Regions from separate parts of the Homo sapiens genome. Here region 1 is linked to region 2. Evidence: chromatin contacts called from ENCODE Hi-C data. All regions are on one chromosome and are shown on one strand. The core of a region is the stretch at or near the end of the contact, and the rest is flanking DNA. Distances in the headings are between cores, read along the strand shown.

The links. A loop is a pair of places that touch in the nucleus more often than their neighbours do. Pooled maps may share reads with other maps.
Region 1: a loop to region 2 is called in a pooled map, with 12 times the contacts of the local background. The contact joins the promoter of TTC17 here to the promoter of COMMD9 in region 2. A Hi-C loop is called at or near these places in 5 of 50 pooled maps.

Annotation. Positions count from the first base shown.
Region 1 is chr11:43,357,659-43,360,431 of GRCh38, reverse strand. TTC17 (tetratricopeptide repeat domain 17) reads right to left here and starts at 1,512. Exons shown (of 24, transcript NM_018259.6): 1 at 1,319-1,512. The coding sequence starts at 1,477. RefSeq lists a silencer at 1,174-1,253 and an enhancer at 1,384-1,653.
Region 2 is chr11:36,287,944-36,290,679 of GRCh38, reverse strand. It overlaps COMMD9 (COMM domain containing 9), which reads left to right and starts at 1,256. Exons shown (of 6, transcript NM_014186.4): 1 at 1,256-1,318. The coding sequence starts at 1,268. RefSeq lists enhancers at 1,106-1,355, 1,192-1,894.

The DNA of each region.
Region 1 (2,773 bases), core at 263-2,762, 7.1 Mb before region 2:
GCAACCAGCACTCACATATGGTCTTACAGTGTTTTCTTGGGTTTCTGAAACACATACACATATATTTAAAGTCTCAGATAGTATGGCAATGAAAAGGAAACTGTTCTTTATGTATGTCATATAGAAAACGTTACCCAATAGGAACACGGTCTTTTCTTAGATATGCTGAAAACCACTCATGAATACCTAGGCGGATTTTTAGTTATACTTAACTTACTTGAGATAGAATTTGCAATTACATTACACGGCAAATCTAAATCTAAACCTCACCTTAAACGTTGGAATGTGTTCCTATCATGATTCATTACACACAATCCAAAGGACCAGTAATTTCCCACCACACTAGTTAAAACGTTTTAGATCAGTGGGCTAAATTGCATGGGGCACACAATTCACTTTCTAAATGTTTGCTAGACACTTCAAGATTGTCCTCAAGTGTTCGAAGTCAGTAAGTTTACCAATATTCTGTAGCGGAACACACACACGCACTCGTTAGGCATCAGCAGCATTTACAAAACGCAGGCAATCATAAAGTTATATAAGAAAAGCAGTCTCGCCTCTGAGGAATTAGTTCAGGCATACAAGAATCCAGGAAATCGCATATCCTCCATGCGAGGCTGGGTCACAAGAACTAGGTAAAGAAACAAAGCAAAGTGCACTGGGAAACGAGGGCAGTAACAGCTGAAAAGATGCAGGCAACGCCACCAGCGGCATCTTCAAGCATTCCTTCTGAAGGGGAGTGTTTCTATGTTGTTTCTAATGAGCCACTGCTGACCTGAGTAACGGTACAAGCTGAAACCAACACAACCAGAAACGAAATCCACCATGTGGTAGACGAGACTAGGGGAGCAGCACGAATGGTCCACAGGCTAGGGGTCCAGAAGCTGTCATACCATGGGACTCGCGCACACCCTGGAGCTGCCACCTGCTTTCTATTTCCTCGGGGAGGGCCGGTGACGCGTGAACCCGAGAGGCACCAAAGGCAGGAATCCTGAAATCTGTGATTTCTAAACCCCGAGCTAAAAAAAGGTCCGTAGGGCCCGTCTCCCGCAGCTGGGCGACTCTTCCCCACGCGGCGCGCGGCCCGCGAGGTGGAAGGGTGAGAACTTCTAGGGGGCCAAACGAGGACCAGGAGACAAGTGGGGAGCGGGAAGTGCCTGCCTGGTCCGAATGCAGGGAGTCCGAGGTCGCGGTGCCACCTCCCTGTGAGGGTAGGCTGGGGGCGGGGCCGCGCGGAGCCCAACAGCCAGGGGCCAAGCAGGGTAATCCCCCCGGGGCGAGGGCGGGCACGGGAGAAGAGGGACGCCCCGGCCGCTACCTGCTGCTGGATTTTCCCGTCCTCCGTGACGACCCAGTGCGTGGTGGCGAAGGCCCCTCGTGCCGCCACACTCAGCAAGGCGGAAAGGCTGAGGAGCCAGCCTGGGCCGGAGCAAGGCGGCAGCTCGTACCGGCCACGAACCCCTACTGCCGCCGCCATCTTGCCCCCCCGGCCGGGCCGCTCACACCGGAAGCGGAAGCTAGTCTCCGGCGCCCGCCATCTTGAAGAGGTCGGCCCTGGAGGAGGAGCAGGAGGAGGAGCCGAGAGGGCGTAGCTCGCTGACTACCAAGTTTCCTCCACCTCGGTTTTGGCGGCCAGGAAGCGCGACCTTCGGCTACTCTCCCAGCTTGGCTTCAGGGATGGAGACCGCTTTTTAGTTATTGTTTTTCTGTGGGTGATACGATCTCGGAGCGTGGGAACCGGAGGGAGACAAAAGCAGTGGCTTAGGTGGCGCTTAAGCAGAAGTGAAAGGACTCAATTTTATTGTTTTTTAAATCTTTGTTTTTTCGTTTTATTTCTGGTAGATAGTTGGGGAACAAAAGGTGTGCTTTCGAACCACCTATGGGAAGAGAGGTGTTGCTTTTATTCTTAAAGTCTCACAATAGTGGAAGCTTCAGAATGGAGACGGTTGTTAGTTTAGGGCACCGCTGTCCAGTAGCACTATAATGCGAGCCACGTGTGGAATGTAAAATATAGAGGGAAGTAACCCTACTAGTACATTTTATTTAACTCAAAGTACACAAAATATTAATTCAATGTGGTCTGTACAAATCATTGAGATAGTTTAGTTTTTTTTTTTTTAACTAAGTCTTGGAAATCGGCATGTTACACTGACAGCTTATCTAGTCATATTTCAGGGGCTTAATACCCGCATGTGGCTAACGTACTGGTCAGCACAGGTCTAAGCTAGAGGTCTAGGTCTGGAGACCAGAAACATTGGCATCACCTGGGAGCTTTTTAGACCTGCACATTCTCGGCTCTTCTCCCTCTCCCCCGCAACCTGCTGAATCAGACTACATTTTAACAATAGCCTCAGGTGACTGGTATACATATTAAAGTTTGAGAACCACTTTCTTCTAGTGAACCAACAGGCAGGCAGGCAGGCGTCAAGCTTGGCTGCCAGCTTCTTGCTAGATATGTCATTTTAGGTCTTTCAAGATTGCCCTCTGTGTGTGTTATTTAAGGTTGGTATGCTTTTGGTTTTCTCCTTGGGAAAAGAAGGATGAGAATATTGTTTAACCACTTCTCTACACAAGTGTATGCAGGAGAGCAGTTGCTAAGTGTTTAAACACCACGCTATAGAAATGTAGAAACAACCACAGCATTGGTGTTTTTTTTTTCTTCATTCCAGGAACAGCTTTTCTTAAAGGCCTGAAGACTGAACATTCATTTCATTAAAAATATATGGCTTATTTGCTTTTTGCCTGGTACTCTGATAGTCTCTGGGTATGGAAA
Region 2 (2,736 bases), core at 7-2,506:
CCCTATAGATACAGGCAGGAGTTAAACCTAGAACCTACATTGAGTTATAACAGAAACCAGGAATCAGGCCATGAGGGTTCATGGAAAAGAGAGGCCAAGAAAGAGAGCTAGAATCAGGACCCTGTGACAAAATGGTTCTAAAATCTTCTAATCCAGGAATGGGTTCCTCCTTAGACAATTTGATTTTTGGTTTCCTGGGCCTTGACAACATCCCCACAGAAAATGGAGTCGGGGAAGGGGAAGGGGGAGGAGAGGAGACAAAGGAACAAATGTCCTTAGCAGCTTACCAATTTCTGGAATTTCACAAATGGGCATTCTTTCTTAAGCTCGAATATATCAGAACCCATTTTTTGAGCTGGAATTTGCTTAAAAAAAAGTGGAGGGTAGGAAAAGAAAAGAGCCACCCAAATACTAAAGGTAGATAAAGGAAATGTCTGTTTTGATGTACGGTCTCTGAGAACAGGGCAAATCAGAGTCCAGTACTGCCAGTGCAAAATCACTCTTTACAATTATATTCATTATAATTACCTTTTTGAATAAATGAACTAAATCATTTCCATTAACCTCCTCCCCCATCTCACCCCCGTATAACAAGAACCTAGCTAGGTAGTAGCTTTCATTCCATTCCTCTCTTGTCCCCTCTCCCAAACACTTCCTCACCTGCTCTTGTAATCAGATCTTCTCTATGACTATGGGAAAGTTACTAAAAACCCTAAATGATTATTTCCCAATCTGGATAATACTAATAATACCAGCTCCAACCTACTACATAGGCTGAAAAACTATATACGCAGAAGTAATTTTACATTCAAGACAGGATGTGTGCATGTGTGTGTGTCAATTCCAAGAAGCCCGATATGCACAGCCTCATTTTCATTCCAAACACTGGTACGCCGATCACTCCTGAACAACTACGTTTCCAAGGCGCCTGCCAAGCTTGCAGGTGCATTCCCCAAGTGCGCCAGCCCACCCACATGGGTCAAGGGAAAACCTGTTTCCCTGACTTGGTAAGTAGACAAGTCAAGCCAATTTCCTCCCCGAGTAAACCATCCTCCGCCCTGGTCCCCCTAGTCCTTTGGTTCTAGAGTCTCGGGGTTTAGTCATCCAGCCGCCGCGTCCGTCTTGATCCGCGCTCACTGCCGCAGCACCACAACCGAAACGCCTTCCCCCACTCTGAAGGACTACAGCCCCCGGCAGGCCCCGCGACAACAGCGACAGCCACGTGACCTCGCTTCCCTGGGTGCCACGGTCATGTGACTTCGGCAAGATGGCTGCCCTGACAGCGGAGCATTTTGCAGCACTCCAGAGCCTGCTCAAGGTAAGTCGAAGGGGTGGGGACAGCGTGAGGTGGCCCTTTGTCTCCGAGACTTTAGACGGAGCAGGAATTGGGAACAAATTGACCCTGGTTTGGAGCCACAACTCTGCTGCTTGTTCTCTGTGTGATCCCAGGCAAATCGTTGCGTCTTTCTGAGCTTTTAAAAAGTAAGAACAAAATATCGTTTTGACAGGAACGTAAGATAAAAAAAAATAAAATAATGGGCATGAAGGCGCAGTACAACCTCCTGCTATTAGTCTTTGGGATTGGTTTTCGGTATTGGTGCATTGAAGTGGTAATTGCTAGACCCACGTTGTCAGTTCCCCATTTCATCCCGTAGCCCCTCCTGCATTGCACAATTAAGAAATTATCTCCTACTGCGTCTGCCCAGCCCTCCGAATGACCTGTGCGTTCAATGTTCCCTTGAGGTCCAGATTTTCCCTACTCTCTTTGACCTGCGAAAGGGGCAGGACATACTCCTGATAATCATTTGAAAAGTTGTGAGGTTGAAAGGGACCTACTTCATAGGGCTTTGTAAAGCTCAAATGAAGTATTATTATTATTTGAGACGGAGTCTAGCTCTGTTGTCCAGGCTGGAGAGCAGTGGCGCAATCTCGGCTCACTGCAACCTCCGCCCCCCGAGTTCAAGCAATTCTATGCCTCAGCCTTCCGAGTAGCTGGGATTACAGGCGCCCGCCACCAAGCCTGGCAAATTTATGTATTTTTAGTAGAGACGGGGTTTCAACATCTTGGCCAGGCTGGTCTTGAACTCCTGACCGCGTGATCCACTCGCCTCCGCCTTCCAAAGTGTTGGGATTACAGGCGTGAGCCACCGCGCCTGGCCGGAATTATTTAACTTATGATTTGCCCTGTAGGAGAAAGGGCAGCTTTATTTTCCTTCGTAGAACTTGTCGCTAGCTATTTGCCCGTTGTCCGTCTGTCTCATAAGAATGTAAGATCCATCAGGGACCTTTCCTTTCTTCCTCTCTCTTTTTTTTTTTTTTTAAACACCAGGTGAAGAGGGTTGAGTTACTCTCCTCAATTTATGGCACATCATCATCATCGGTCCATGTAATAGTCTCTGTTTTGTTTTACTTATTTATTTTTTAATTGCCTTCTCAGTGTTCATTAGCATTCTCCACTCCTAAGGGGATCTACTCTTTTGTTCACAAGTGTTAATGCCCAATAAGTAGAACAATAATACCTGGCACACAGCACGTGCTCAGTAAATAGCTGTTAAATGAATTAATAAATGAAGTAACAGAGCTGGGACTGGCAATCTAGGGCTCTCAGCTCCCAACCCAGTGCCTTTTCACCTTCATTTTGGCTGCTCTGTACCTACCCCCGCCCCTATACCTGTTGGTCTTATGCACTCTTTTCTTTTAAAAACTTTAAAAGATTAGTGTGTAGTATACATACAG